Linked DNA regions of Homo sapiens: region 2 is linked to region 1. A link is a contact called in ENCODE Hi-C or POLR2A ChIA-PET data. All regions are on one chromosome and are shown on one strand. The core of a region is the stretch at or near the end of the contact, and the rest is flanking DNA. Distances in the headings are between cores, read along the strand shown. Region 1 holds the start of CASC15 (cancer susceptibility 15). Region 2 overlaps CASC15 (cancer susceptibility 15).

Region 1 (7,267 bases), core at 2,043-4,542:
TACCACGCCCCACTAATTTTTGTATTTTCTAGTAGAGACAAGGTTTCACCATGTTGGCCAGGCTGGTCTCGAACTCCTGCCCTCAAATGATCCACCCACCTCAGCCTCCCAAAGTGTTGGGATTACAGGTGTGAGCCACCATGCCTGGCCTCAACACCTATCTTTGATTGGTTGAGGGCTGCTCTGAGAGGAATTAACTGCCTGGCTCCTCTGCCCTGCCCCTCTGCACTGGCAAAGTGGGGTCTGGCAGCCACAGGAAGCCCTTGAATGGGGAAGCAGAGAGGGAAGAGTAAGATGCCATTGGCCTGCCAGTAGGAAGCCCATGACATACTGGTGGAGCCCCAGCCCTGTTAGTACAGAAAAGATACCTGGCTGATATGCTCTGCTATATCCATCTTTGAGCCTAGATGATGTTAATTAACTCTTTAAAAATATATTAAAGCTGTGGTGGCATCTGAGAAAAGATGGTATGCTTTTAAAAGGTAGGAGTGAACAGCTCATACATTGTCCCAGGAGTGGGCTTTATTACAGAGATGGGGGAGCTCTGACCTGTTGAAGACCAAGATTCCAGGAAGAAATGTTTGTTCACAAGCAGGTTGGGAAAGGGAGATACTTCAAACAGCTCTGAGAGCAATATTTCATAAAGACAGGCAGCAGGAAGAAAGCCTTCTTAAGGCCATATTGACTTTTGCACCTAGCAAATGACCCTTACTCTTCATTCCCATAAAAAAGAGAGAAACAAACAGTAAACATTTTCAAAGGATCGGTAATGTTTTAATAGCTCTGATTAGTAAGCGGAGTATTGGGTGTTATTTCGAAGTCAAAAATTCTATCTTGGTTGATTTACCCTATAACCTGGAGCATTTTCGAGAGGCAACAGAATGGAATTGTCTCAAAGTACTGACTTTTCATTATTTTCCACGCAGATCCCTGAGGATAACAGAAGGAAAGGTTTTGTCTGGGGGAGGGTAGGCTTCTCCCAAAAAGAGAATTCTGGAAGTCAACATAATTAAACAAAGAGGAAAATGTGCCAGACAGGAGTGGGTGGGGGCTGTTTTCTCTTTGTGGTTGGTTGTGGTGCGTTCAAGATTCCTCGCCTAAGATGAGGTTCCTGAGCTTCCAGTAGGCGACTGACTGCCCAAGAGACCCAGGGCTCCGCAAGGAGACGGCGCAGGTGTCGGGGCTCCCCGCAGGTGAGGAGGCCGACGTTCCAGGAGGTCCGCCCGGGCGGTCCCTGAGTCCTGCCTCGCGGCTGCTCGCTGGGATCCGAGGGCGGAACGGGACGCGCAGGAACCCGGCCCGACGGGCGCGGCTCACACCCGTGCTCTTCCTGCGCTCTCGGCCTCACTTTGCGGCCAGAGCCGCGGCCCTGCGCGTGGCCGGCGGCCGCTTCTTTATCTCCGACCCCACTGCCCAGTACTGTACGCGTCCAGACTAAAGAAACATCATTCGCTTAAGGGGCTGGGAAAAGCGCGTGCTCCGCTCGCCCTGGCACCGCGGGTCGCCCAGCTCGCAGACTGGGACGGGCGGTGCAAGAGGTGGTGCTCCCTGTCCAGGAGGGGACGCGGAAGAGGGCATCTCTGGTCCCGGGATGCGATTGTCCCGGTTTCTCCTTCTGGCCCACTCGCCGCGCGCACGAACTCTAGGGGAAGTTGGTTGTAAAGTTTCCGAGAGCGGCGTGGGCTGGTGCGAGTGAAGCGCGGGGCGGGGGAGGCGAGGACAGAAGCTCTCCTCGCGGCGTCTTTGTTCTGCTCTGGAGGAGAGACCTTGGCAAGGAGTCGCCGGGCGGGTGCAGGGACCTACCGCCACCACATTCCGGACCCAGCGGGAGCCCTCCTCTTAATGCCCCTCCCCCCGCAAGCCAACCCAGGACATAGCCCCCAGGTCCCCAAGGTTCCGTCTACCTCATCCTTCTACCCCCAAACTTCACCAACCCGAAAGGATTCCAAGTCTGGGATGGGGAGAAAGGAAAGAGGGTGGAGGCAAAGGTGCGCGACGGGCTGGATACCAACTGGAGGGTGGGTGTTCGCATTGAAATGTTTTTTTCTTTTGCCCTAGAAATTGCTTCCCCATGCGGGCCCCTACTCTCTCCCATTTCCCCCACCTCCCTGCTTTCTTTTTCTTCAATTCTAGTGGATCTAGAAGGAAAACGAGTGCTGCTCTGAGTCACTCAGCGAGCTAATGCTATGGCCCGAAGTTGGGATCAGGGTCGAGGGGTGGGGGACCATGTGGATGGGGTCCCAATTCTGGAGGTTGAGAATGACTGGAAGGGACCTGGGGAAGGGTCGGGAGCTGTTCCTGGTCCGAGACACCTGATTTGTCCCGGACAAGGCAGTGGGGGAGGGGAAGGAAAGAGGGGATGCTCGGCTGGGACGTGTCGCGGCAGGGGGTGGAGGATGAGGAGGCGGCCTGGGACCCCGAGTCAGATCTTTGGGGTGAGCACGAGGACGTGGTGTAGGGAAGAGGACGAGTGAGCAGCGCCTGGCTGTAGGGTCAGAGGGCGCCTGGTCATCCTGAGAGCCTTGCCTTCGCAGTTTGAGATTAGGGGAAGTTCGGGGCCTGAGAAGGTGGGCGCGATGCTGGAGCTGGGAATTCTTCCTCGGAGCCCCTGGACCGAGTTGCGCTGCGCCTGCAGCAACAGGTAGCCCCGAGGGATGGGCGGAGGCCCCGGCCGAACCCGGAGCTGGCCTTTGTCCTGCCAATTAGAGGGCTCTCCAGAGGGACAGCGTGGGTGGGGGTAGGTGGGGAAGGGCGGGAGAGGAGTTTCCTAACACTTGGAGCCCCTTTGAGTTGTTCTGTGTATTGGGTGGAGGAGGGTGAATCCGAGAGGAGGGAGGAGGGTGAATCCGAGAGGAGGAAGGAGGATGAAGAGCCTAGCCTGCGCCCCACCTCTGATTGTGTAAGCGCCTTTATCTAGGGTTGACCCCCTACCCTTTGCATTTTGTCTCTTGGGATGACGAAAAATGGACAGAAACTCGACGCCCAAGTGAATGTTTCACATTGATTGGCAGGGAAAGTGCAAACAAAGAGGTGCATCTCCGGGAAACAATGATTTTGGAGATCCCCTGCCCACCACCCCAGACTTGTGCGCGGTGCGGAGGGGGCCAGGGCTGGCATCTCCCGGGGAAAGTTTCGAGCCTGGCAGTGGGAGGAGACCGTCTGGGCAGAGTTGTGATGAACTGGGGACCGAGCAGCCCCAGCTCGCCTCGGAGGTTCCCGAGCCGGGCGGGAGATGCGGGGAGAGGGAGGGGGCGGGGAGGGAGGGGAGGGAGAGAGGAAGAAGGGGTGAGAGGGAGAAACCTGCCGCCGCTCGCCGCCTCTTTGTCTGCTCCGGGACTTGGAACAAAAGGGGGAACTCTGATGAACTCTCTTTCCTCCCCTCTCCCCCGGACGCCGGGGTATCTCCCTCTCGCAACTTTGCCGCCCCGACTTTCTCTGCTGTCAGGCCGGGAAAAAGTGTCCGAACGCCTCGTGGACTGCAGCGGGGGAAATGTCCCTTAAAAGTGCGACGAAGTGGGGAAGAAGGTGAGTGGGGACTGTTGTCTTGTTTACCTCTCTCCCCTCAACTCGCCCCGCTCCCCGCCCTTCGGAGGGCAGAGGAGTAGCCCAGTGGCAAAGTTTGGCTGGTAAATTGTACCTCCTTTCCCCGTTCCCTTCTCTTTTGTTCTTTAAAGAACTCGCGCAATTGTTTCATTTGTTTATTTTTAATAGGCAAAAGCCAAGTAGGCATTTATCTTATGTGCTTCTTTATATGAGGGGCTGGGGGGATGGGGAGGAGGGTTTCAAAAGGGTGGGGTGAGGGGGTATTGCTTCGCGTTCTTCCAGCTGCACTCATGTAGGGATGAATATGCAGAAATTGAGAGGGTCAAGTCCAGCCTCGCCCCCACCCTAGCCCTGACCCTGGTCATGCAAAAGAAAGCGATATGGATATGGGGGTCGTTTGTATAACTTAGCTGTCTGCAGAGCGCTCTGTAGATACCACGCACAATATAAAAACGCTGCAACAATGGAAGGAAGAAAGGTTTGGGTTGGAGGGGATTGGTCCCTTGTGTTAGCGGTCAAGGAGAGGTTTACAACAAACAGCTAAGAGTTCAGAAAGTTTTCTTCGGGGCTGAGATGGGGTGGAGGAAGCCACAGGTTACAGACTGTCAGAGATGCAGGGATGGAGGGGATGGGGCCTGGACCACTAGTTAGAGCCATCCCGTCCGCCCCTTTCAGTTTCACGATCCACCCGGAATAACCCAGGCAATCCTTGGTATCCGTCCTCACCTCTCTCACTTTCCATCACCCCCCGCCCCCAACCCCACTTCAGTGTGTTTGAATAGAAAGCAGAACGTGAGCCCCAGAAGCTCCTCTGACCCAGCCTTCCGCCCCGCCTTTTGTGTTTTAACCTTTTGTTTCTATCTGCCACGCCCGTCCAAAAGAGGGATGGCTGTTTCTGCTGCTGCGGGGTGAAGAGGCAGCGCAGTCCACTCCGTTTTTATAGGCTAAGGAAGACGCCCTAACTTTGTTTCCTAAGTAGCTTAACTTAGGAATGTTTCTAGGTTGGGTCATGCGCGAATGAGGGGAACACTCAACACCCAGTAAACGTTGCCACTTTAGGTACAATTTCTCCCAGCGCTTTTCCACTTTATACAGGAGTTGTTTATCCCATACTGTCATTTGGTTTGTAGAAAAAGCATTTTGGGGGCCGGGCGCGGTGGCTCACTGTAATCCCAGCACTTTGGGAGGCCGAGACATGTGGATCGCTTGAGGTCAGGAGTTCGAGACCAGCCTGGCCAACATGGCGAAACCCCGTCTCTACTAACAATACAAAAATTAGCTGGGCGTAGCGGTGCGTGCCTGTAGTCCCAGCTACTTGGGAGGCTGAGGCAGGAGAATCGCTTGAACACAGGAGGCTGAGGTTGCAGTGAGCTGAGATCGTGCCATTACACTACAGCCTGGGTGACAGAGCCAGACTTTGTCTCAAAAAAAAAAAAAAAAAAAGGAAAAGCATTTTGGAGACTGAAGTTGGGGGTTTATTGAAAGTGGGCAAATGTATGCCTTATCTGAGGTGATATCTAAATATTAGGAATATGCAGAATAGGCTTTTTGAATTCTACATGCAGAATAACCTAAAGGTTATTATCTTCAGGTATGTTTTGTGAGATCATTTCTGATGCCAGGATAGTTTATTACCTTCTCCACTTTCTTCTCTCATATATTCCCAAGTGCTAGAGGCTTTCCTCACTTCCTTGGACTTACTTTTGACAAGACAAATGAAACATCAAAGCGCATGCACTGTCAATAACTTGAGGAAACGCCCAAACATTGTCTTTTAACTTCTTCAACTTTTGATTCTGTATAGTAGTAGTTACTATTGAAGTAGTTACTATTGTACCTAGAAATGATTCAACTGCTAGAACTATGTAGTTTTGAGTTTTCATATCAAAGACTGAAATATATTATTGCAACAATTACTTTCTTTTACAAAGTGAGGAGGCAGAATGACCTGGAAGCTAACTTTAATTAATTTCAATTGTATAGGTGTAATTACTATTATCAGCATCTAGAAAGCATCATGAATTTGCTGGAGTACTTCCTAGCACTGACCTCCTTCATTCTGCGTTGTTCTTACTGGATCTTTCCATCAGCCAACAATATGGAAGTACCAATACAAGGTCAAATCATTCCTGGATTCATCTGGAGTTGCTTAAAAGTTAAATCATTGGAATTTTTGATGATACCTTTTCTATATGGATTACAATTTGATCGCTGGGAATTCTCCACCTTAAAGAAGGTATGTTGCTTTTTAGATACTCTACGAGGACTTCATTTTTGGTCTGGGGCTTATACCCAGAGATTTGACTAGTTATTTTGAGCGGCTGTGTTATCAGAGTGATTTATGACTTTGGACTTCCTTGTTTTAAACTGTTTTCTGTAGATCCTTTCTTATTTAGGATGATGATTTGGGTATTTGTGATGGAATTTTATTAATTTTACCATCTGTTCTTCAACATTAGCACACATAATGAATGCAGATTATATGGTCACTAAGGAAATTTTGTAATGATGATGCATCCAGCAGGGAAATATCCTACTTTATTTGTGATTGATTTGCTTCTTAAATATTGCAGTAGATATTTCTAAGTTCTGTGTTAGCAGAACTTATGTTGTTTGCATTACTATTATTTTTCTTCATTTTGACACTTCATTTTGGTAAACAAAATCCAAAAATGGCCCAAAATAAATGTCTAATGACTGGGAGTCTATATAAAATACAGTAAGTTCTCTCAGAGTGAAAACCTTGAGTTTGTAATAACAGAGCCCGTACATTTGTTTAACCTTTATGGCATACATCAAGTTTTTATAGTGGTCATAAGAGTCTTCTATTCCTTCTTTTAAGTCTTACAATTAGTTTTTGTTCACCTCTGTGAGAAAGTAGTTAAAAATTCACATAACTACTGTTGGTAATATAAAAAGTTAATTTTGATATATTTACAATCCTTGTTTAAGTGATTGTTTGCCATGGAAAGTAAGAACTTTCTTTCTGTGGTCTGGTCAAATAAATTAACTGGGAATTGGAAACATTTTTATCTTGTTATGAGGAAAAAAGGAACATTACAACTTGCTTCTTTCTAGCTGTATAAACATAAACAAGCTACTTAACCTTCCTGGGCTTCTGTTTGTTACCAATAAAATGAAGGTTAAGTTAAATAACTTAAAACATTTTTGAAATCTTTTAACATTAAGATTCTATGATTTGTTACTTGCTTCTATAAATAAGATACATCCTCTCTTGTAAAGTTTGTTTTTACATCATTGAACAATAGAGTTAACAGCATCATCAAGTTTTTTTTTTTTTTTTTTTTTTTTGTGTGACGGAGTCTTGCCCTTGTTGCCCAGGCTGGAGTGCTGTGGCGCGATCTTGGCTCACTGCAACCTCTGCCTCCCAGATTCAAGCAATTCTCCCACCTCAGCCTCCTGAGTAGCTGGGATTATAGGTGCCTGCCACCATGCCTGGCTAATTTTTGTACTTTTAGTAGAGACCGGGTTTCCCCATGTTGGCCAGGCTGGTCTCAACTCCTGACCTCAGGTGATCTGCCTGCCTCGTCCTCCCAAAGTGCTAGGATTACAGGTGTGAGCCACCGTGCCCCGCCTTGGCATGATAAACTTAATGTGATTTAATTACAATTATTTTGTTTGAATGCTTAGCTCAGGTAGCATTAGTTCAGGAAATATGCTTTAAATTTTCTGTAAAGTATACTCTCAACTAAGTGTTCTGTAT
Region 2 (6,724 bases), core at 2,520-5,019, 250 kb after region 1:
ACTTGAACCCAGGAGGCAGAGGTTGCAGTGAGCTGAGATCGCACCACCGCACTCCAGCCTGGGTGACAGAGCAAGACTCTGTCTCAAAAAAAAAAAAAAAAAAAAGAATTAGGAGTGTTGGCTGGGTGCGGTGGTGACTCACACCTGTAATCCCAGCACTCTGGGATGCTGAGGCAGGTGGATCACTTGAGCCCAGGAGTTTGAGACCAGCCTGCGCAGCATAGCGAGACCTTGTCTCTGCAAATAATACAAAAATTAGTTGGATGTGGTGACGCATGCCTGTGATTCCAGCTTCTCTGTAGGGTGAGGTGGGAGGTGGGAGGATCACTTGAGCTTGGGAGGTTGAGGCTGCAGTGAGCCGAGATTGCACTCCAGTCTGGGTGACAAAGTGGGACACTCTCAAAAAAAAAAAGAAGTGTAATGATAAATACAGCAATATTTTTAGGGTGGGGTGGAGTGTACACAAAACGACTAGCCTGTGTTCATACTTAAAAAAAGTAACAAAGAACAAGAATTTCATACTTCATAAAAGTAAAAAAAGAACAAGAATCTGAAGGCTGTATCTGACATTTAGTGTATCATCATCACTTTGGAATTGCATGCTGTTCAGAGCTTTCCTGTTGCGCCTAATGTGATGGGGTCTTCTGACTTGTCATTGTTGATAACATTAGATTCATGAAAACTGAGTAGCACCCATGATATTTTTATGTTACAAATATTAATTTCAGCTTTGACTTTGGTGGTGGCAGTAGACTTCTCATATTAGAGATTACAATAAAATGTTAATAGTTCCAAGCTCTTCCTCCTCTCCCATCATGTCAGGTGACTAAAACATTCCCACAAATAACTGATACCTTTTTAATGGGACCTTTGGGTTCATAAGAGGTAAATATTGATGACCTTGACATTTTTTCATATGTGTACAGTTCAGGAGGCACAATGTCTCCAGATAACTAAAAGCAGGTGAACAAGTAGGTAGACAGCCATGGGCTCCCACTGATCCCCGTAATTCACAGGGGCCCTGGCCTTGCTTCTGGAGCAAAAGCATAGGCAAAGGAATCTATAAGTTTAGGTCCTGTAGGTATTTCTGTAGGCAAATCTCACTGGACTGGGTGTGTTTTAGTCTGGCATTTTAATAAGATGTTTTCTAAGGCAAATATATGAGTCTCCTCCCTTACCCCTGTGAAACTAAGGACTCTAGTACTAACTACCAGGGTAATATTGTATAGTAGCTAAGTGCTTGGGAGCCGAATTCCCAGGTTTAAATCCCAGTTCTGTCACCACTAGCAATGTGACCTTAGGTAAATTATTTAACCTCTTTCAGCTTTAATTTCCTCAGCTAGAAGATGAGGATAATAATAATACTTAGGTTTTCTTTTCTTTTTTAAATAATTAAATGAGAGCTATCCAATTGTGATTAGCATGTTAGTAAAGATTTCTGAAATATTATTCATTAACCAGCTTTCAGGTATCCTGTGCTCACAGAGACTAACCTACAAAGCTGATGAGGTCTACAGCTTAAGAAAATTTTCTATTTGGAGTATACACTCAGTTACATGAAAATTGCGTATGGAAAAAGATGAGAATGTAGCACTGATTTTGCAAAACGTTTTAGAAAGTTTTATTTCGCTGCTTGTCTTAAAAGTAATTTTTCTGGTTTTATGTAATGTGTGTATTAGAAATGGGAATATTGGAATACTTACTTCATTGTATTGTCAAGCATTATTGGTAGCCCTAATTTATATATCCATTGTGCTGCAGTTTCAGTTGCAGAACTGCCATCTGCAGGGATTATTATAGCACTTGAGGGGATGGAATTACTGCACTCTGTTTTGGATACTTTTTTCACTAAGAAGTATGGGCACCATGAGATGGTACTTACCCATCTGTCTGTTGAAGCATTTGTATGTATATTACCTGAGCACTTAGGCACACCACCGAGGGGGGATTTCAAATGGAAGGGAAAAAGGAAAAATTGAAAATAAAATAACACGATGGAAATAACAGAAGCCTCTTTGCAAAGAATACCTAAACTATTCTTAAAAGCAGACTTAACAGCCAGTACAAAACCATTCACTATTGTCTTTAAGAGACGAAGCTCAATCCACAAAGTTGAAAGTGAAGTGTGAATCTGGAAGTTTTCCAGGAAAGTCAAGCATTACAGACTTCTAGGGCTCAAATTCAAGGGAGAAAAAAAAGTCCATTTTACAAAGTAACTTCTTACATTGATTGTGAGCTGTCAATGTTTGATGGGTAGATCCTGAAACATTAACTGATTAAATTCTTCAATGCTATGCGGTCATATTGGTGGCCTCCGCTGTTCTGAGCTTCTAAATTTGTGTATCGACACATGGGAATTCACTAAATGTGCAGCAGAGAGCAGAGTGGAACATTGTGGCATCAGCTTGAAATTTCCTAAAGAGAACCAGTGGAATGATGTTGAAATCAATTGAAATATTATTTATTGATTGCCTATGTTTTATAGCACCTAATAAATTGTCCAATCCCTTAAAAACACTCCATCTGCCTAATTCTCCATTTCCAGTTGCAGCAGATACAAGGATACAAAGATACTCTGTACTGGTAGAGAGGGATGATTTCAGGTTTTCTTCACAGCACCGGGCTCCCTGACAGCTATTCTTCGTGCTTGTGCACACTCACAGTTTTCAATTTCAGTTGGGACAAGAGAAGTGTTTTTCTCCCATATTCAGTTGTCTTGGTATTTTTTACCCTGACGGCCTCCCCTACCCTCCAACACATGTGCTTCCTCAGAGCTTCTTCATCCATATGCTAAGAGTGGGGTGTGGCTTCTCAGCATTTTGTGTTTCACTGCACACCTGGAAACCTATGGGCTAATGACCCTGTGAGAATTTGGGTGGTAAGGAGGCTGCAGAGATCAGCTTCCTTTTATAGATGTAGAAACTGAGGCCTGGAGAGGTGAAGAAATTCATCTGAGATCATTCAGCCAACAAATATCAGGACAGCACCTCTAACGTCAGTGCAATTTCAGCTTTTCCACTAAGGTATACTGGGAGGAGTGCAGTGGTATGTACCGGGCTGAGTCCTGGTTAAGGGGTTATAGTGGACTGACCAAGGAGTGAAAGAAAAAGAATATAGTGGCCGGGTGCAATGGTTCATGCCTGTAATCCTTGCATTTTGGGAGGCTGAGGTGGACGGATCACCTGAGGTCAAGAGTTTGAGACCAGCCTGGCTGACATGGCAAAACCCTGTCTCTACTAAGAATACAAAAATTAGTCGAGTGTGGTGGCACATGCCTGTAACCCCAGCTACGTGGGAGGCTGAGGCAGGAGAATCGCTTGAACCTGGGAGGCAGAGACTGGTGAGCCGAGATCGAGCCACTGCACTCCAGCCTGGGCAACAGAGTGACTCTGTCTCAATTAAAAAAAAAAAAAAAAAAAAAAAAAGAACACTGAATCAGGGTTTGGGTCAGGGTTTGTTTGAGGTTGTATTAGAAGCATATCTTTCGGTCAGGAAGCATGAATATTCTCTCTCTGATATAAGCGAAAAGGAAGAGATTAAAGGCATGACGAAGATCAGGTCTTTTTAAATAGGTGTTTACTTTCTATTGAAACCACGGAACAATGAATATTTATTCATCATCAGGTAATTTGGGGTAATGGAGTATAGACAATTTCTGGTTTTACCTTCTTGCCTCTTTGGGTCCGTGCTGCCTTTTGTTTTGCTTAAAATGGGCTAAAAGAGAAAGCAACTGAAACACTTTCCAGATCTGATAACTTCCGAGATCTCAAGTGAAACCTCTGGCTCGCGTCCAAGGGTGAGGTCACACAGTCTGATATTAGTTGGATTTATGTTGGTGTGTCCACCAAAATACAGAGCAGCACACTGCCATAATTCTTGACAGCCATTTATTAGGTAGGTAGGAATGGCACTTGGGTCAGTTGTATGCTGTGTATTGCCACCCAGAAGCATAGCCGATCCATGGCCATAGGCATTTCTTTTCTTTTTCAGTTGATAGTTTTAAGTTCATGTGGAAAACGTGCCTTTGGTTTTACCTGGTTTTATGCCTTTGGCCTTATCTTTGCTCACTCATACTCTTGAATTCAGATCTGTCTGGACACGTCTGGAGGTCTGGTGTTTTGGTCTCCAACAGTTTGTTTTCATGATTGTCTGAAGTACCTCTGGGAAAGTCCTCATTCTATAGGAAGACAGTTGAATTGGATAAGAAATATCTAAAGCACAAATAGACATTGCTTATGTCTGTCAACAGATGAGAACCTGAAAAAGCCAATTTTTCAAGATGGATCCCAAGTGGCTAAGTGGGCTTAGATTTAACATAGAGTCAAGCAGCCATTTGCTGACTTGAGGCCCCACACATACTCTGAGTTCCCCCAAACCCTGGAAACCCCCACATCTTTTTAACTTTGGGACGTTGAGAACTCACCTGAACCAACCAATCAAAGCTCAGCTGTATTGACCAATCAGGGCTCAGCTGTATCAACCAATCAACAGAACTCACTTGTGTCAATCAATAGGAACTAAACAAGTTTCAGATCTTTGAATTAACAGACTCGATTGGAAACTTGGGTGGGAACATTTGCTGTAAAATCCAAACCCTCTTGTTGTTCTCTGGAATGCACCTTCCTTTTACACCAAAGCGTATTTCTCCAGTTTGCAGACTGTTCACTGAAATAAAGTCTCTTTTCTCCAAATTCCTTTTCAGAGAACTTTTGTTCACATCTTATACAAAACAGTAAGTAGCTGTTAAGTATATAGATATGGATAGTGACATTTATTAGATGCTTATTGTATGCTGTGTACCAGACATTTATTAGATGCTTATTGTATGCTATGTACCATTTTAACTGCTTTACAGATCTTCGCAGCAACGCTTTGAAGCTCGTGCTCTTATGATTTCATTTTACAAACAAGAAACTGAGAAACAGAAAAGTGAATAGGAGCTTGTACAGTCTCAAAGAGCTTACAGTGGAGTTAGAAAGTTAATACTCAACTCATTCATTCAACAAGCTGAATGCCTACTAGCAATTTGAGTTTATGAAAGTTTATGTACCTCTTTAAGGCTTGCCCAAAGGAGCTCACAATCGAATAGAGGGATGTTTATGTAAACCAAAGTTGAAAAATGTGTTAATAGACAGAAAGAGGATTCCAAGGGAAGCATGCTGCCAATCACTTGGATTACTTTCCAGTCGAACAGAATCATGTTGGAAACCTAGGGAGAATGGGCTGTGTTAAAAGTGAAAGCAAAATCTCAAGATGACTGATTTACCAAAATCTGTGTGCCACATTGAGTATGTTAAGTGGCATCAGTAACTACATCAGGGACAGGGTTGGCAGTAGAAGAGAAAGTGGCTTGTGCAGCCTTGGGAAGTGACATCACTGGGAGCTCAGCAGCTAAATCAGTATCTTGGCCATTAGCACTTTTGACACTGGTTCTCACTGGCAGATACCACTGGATGGGACCGAGCAGGAGAGGAGGAAAGTGGCAGATACTATGTGATGGCTGAGAAGCAGTGTTGATGAGCTTATTAGTCATCTCCTGGCAAGTCCATGACATTTGCTTATGTTGATGGGGGGTGTGTGGGATGGGAGGAAGAGAACTGACAATTAAGGAGGCAGAAAATTCCTAGTAACATAATCTTGCACTTCAGTTTTGTATGTGTTTTGGGACATAAATTCCAGACAGTGTGAGTTAGCAGATGAGTGTTCTAGGCATATTCCTGTGCCTCAGCTCCTCTGTAGAATGGTGCTGGCAATACAGTTTGCCTCATTGGGCTCTTGTAAGCTTTAAATAGGTTATTATACATAAAGAGCTAATAGTGATGCCTGTAGCCGTTGTCTAAGTGCTAGCTCTGATGATGGTGACAAAGAAGTAATAGCAATCAGTGGTTTAGATTAAACCATTTTAGGCATAAACTGTTCTGCTAGAATCCAAGGGGAGATTTTTTCCCATCAAGGAGACATAGCTTGTTGGGAAGATAAGACATACCCAATTGCAGAAGTAATTAATTAATTCTTTTTTTTTTTTTTTTTTTTTTTTTTGCGATGGAGTTTCGCTCTTGTTGCCCAGGCTGGAGTGCAATAGCATGATCTCGGCTCACCACAACCTCTGCCTCCTGAGTTCAAGTGATTCTCCTGCCTCAGCCTCCCGAGTAGCTGAGATTACAAGCATGTGCCACTACACCTGGCTAATTTTGTATTTTTAGTAGAGACGGGTTTTCTCCATTTTGGTCAGGGTTGTCTTGAACTCCCAACCTCAGGTGATCCACCTGCCTCAGCCTCCCAAAGTGCTGGGATTACAGGTGTGAGCCACTGCGCTGGCCGAATAATTAATTCTTAACATCTAATTTCCTACCTGTGCACACTTATCCAGCCCAGGATTACCTTTTAGTACCTCTTCTTATGCATCCTCATTCTCTCTAGCCATGCCAGATGACCCCAGAGACCTAGATTAGGTTCTCTTATGTGTTCATGCATTCACATAAGCCATTGTAATCAGTCTAGAGTTCCTTTCTCCTTTGATCTGCCTGTTGAAATGGACATCCTTTCTGCAAAATCCTTCATATTACCCGCCCTAGACCCTCAGTTAATTCAGCTGTCACTGCATTGCCATGGTGCCCTGAACATGCCTTTTGGAAAATTGTTTTACCTGCGTATTTCTCTACTAGATTATGAACTCCCTGGGAGAAATTTATATATATTTTCATATTTCAGATTCGATGTAGTT

What was found. Hi-C counts contacts between places; a loop is a spot of excess contacts on that map. ChIA-PET counts read pairs that join two places held with the same protein, here RNA polymerase II (POLR2A). Pooled maps may share reads with other maps.
Region 2: a map of heart left ventricle shows a loop between it and region 1 (2.2-fold over the local background). The contact joins the enhancer-like site here to the promoter of CASC15 in region 1. A Hi-C loop is called at or near these places in 2 of 168 maps with a recorded cell type or tissue (both heart left ventricle) and 3 of 50 pooled maps. POLR2A ChIA-PET finds 5 or more read pairs at or near these places in 2 of 52 experiments (WTC11 and activated naive CD4-positive, alpha-beta T cell).

Annotation. Positions count from the first base shown.
Region 1 is chr6:21,663,121-21,670,387 of GRCh38, forward strand. CASC15 (cancer susceptibility 15) reads left to right here and starts at 3,293. Exons shown (of 12, transcript NR_015410.2): 1 at 3,293-3,525; 2 at 5,527-5,779. LOC124901483 reads right to left here and starts at 2,940. Exons shown (of 3, transcript XM_047419653.1): 1 at 2,932-2,940; 2 at 2,527-2,695; 3 at 1,421-1,838. The coding sequence starts at 2,940. The coding sequence ends at 1,435. RefSeq lists a silencer at 2,558-2,852.
Region 2 is chr6:21,910,507-21,917,230 of GRCh38, forward strand. The region is part of intron 5 of CASC15 (cancer susceptibility 15); the gene reads left to right. Among named protein-coding and RNA genes, the nearest start is that of NBAT1, 230 kb to the right of the region's middle. RefSeq lists an enhancer at 3,701-3,750. Within about 2 kb of position 3,770, at least 5 of the 41 ENCODE cell types and tissues checked have a DNase peak (open chromatin) inside an H3K27ac peak, as active enhancers do.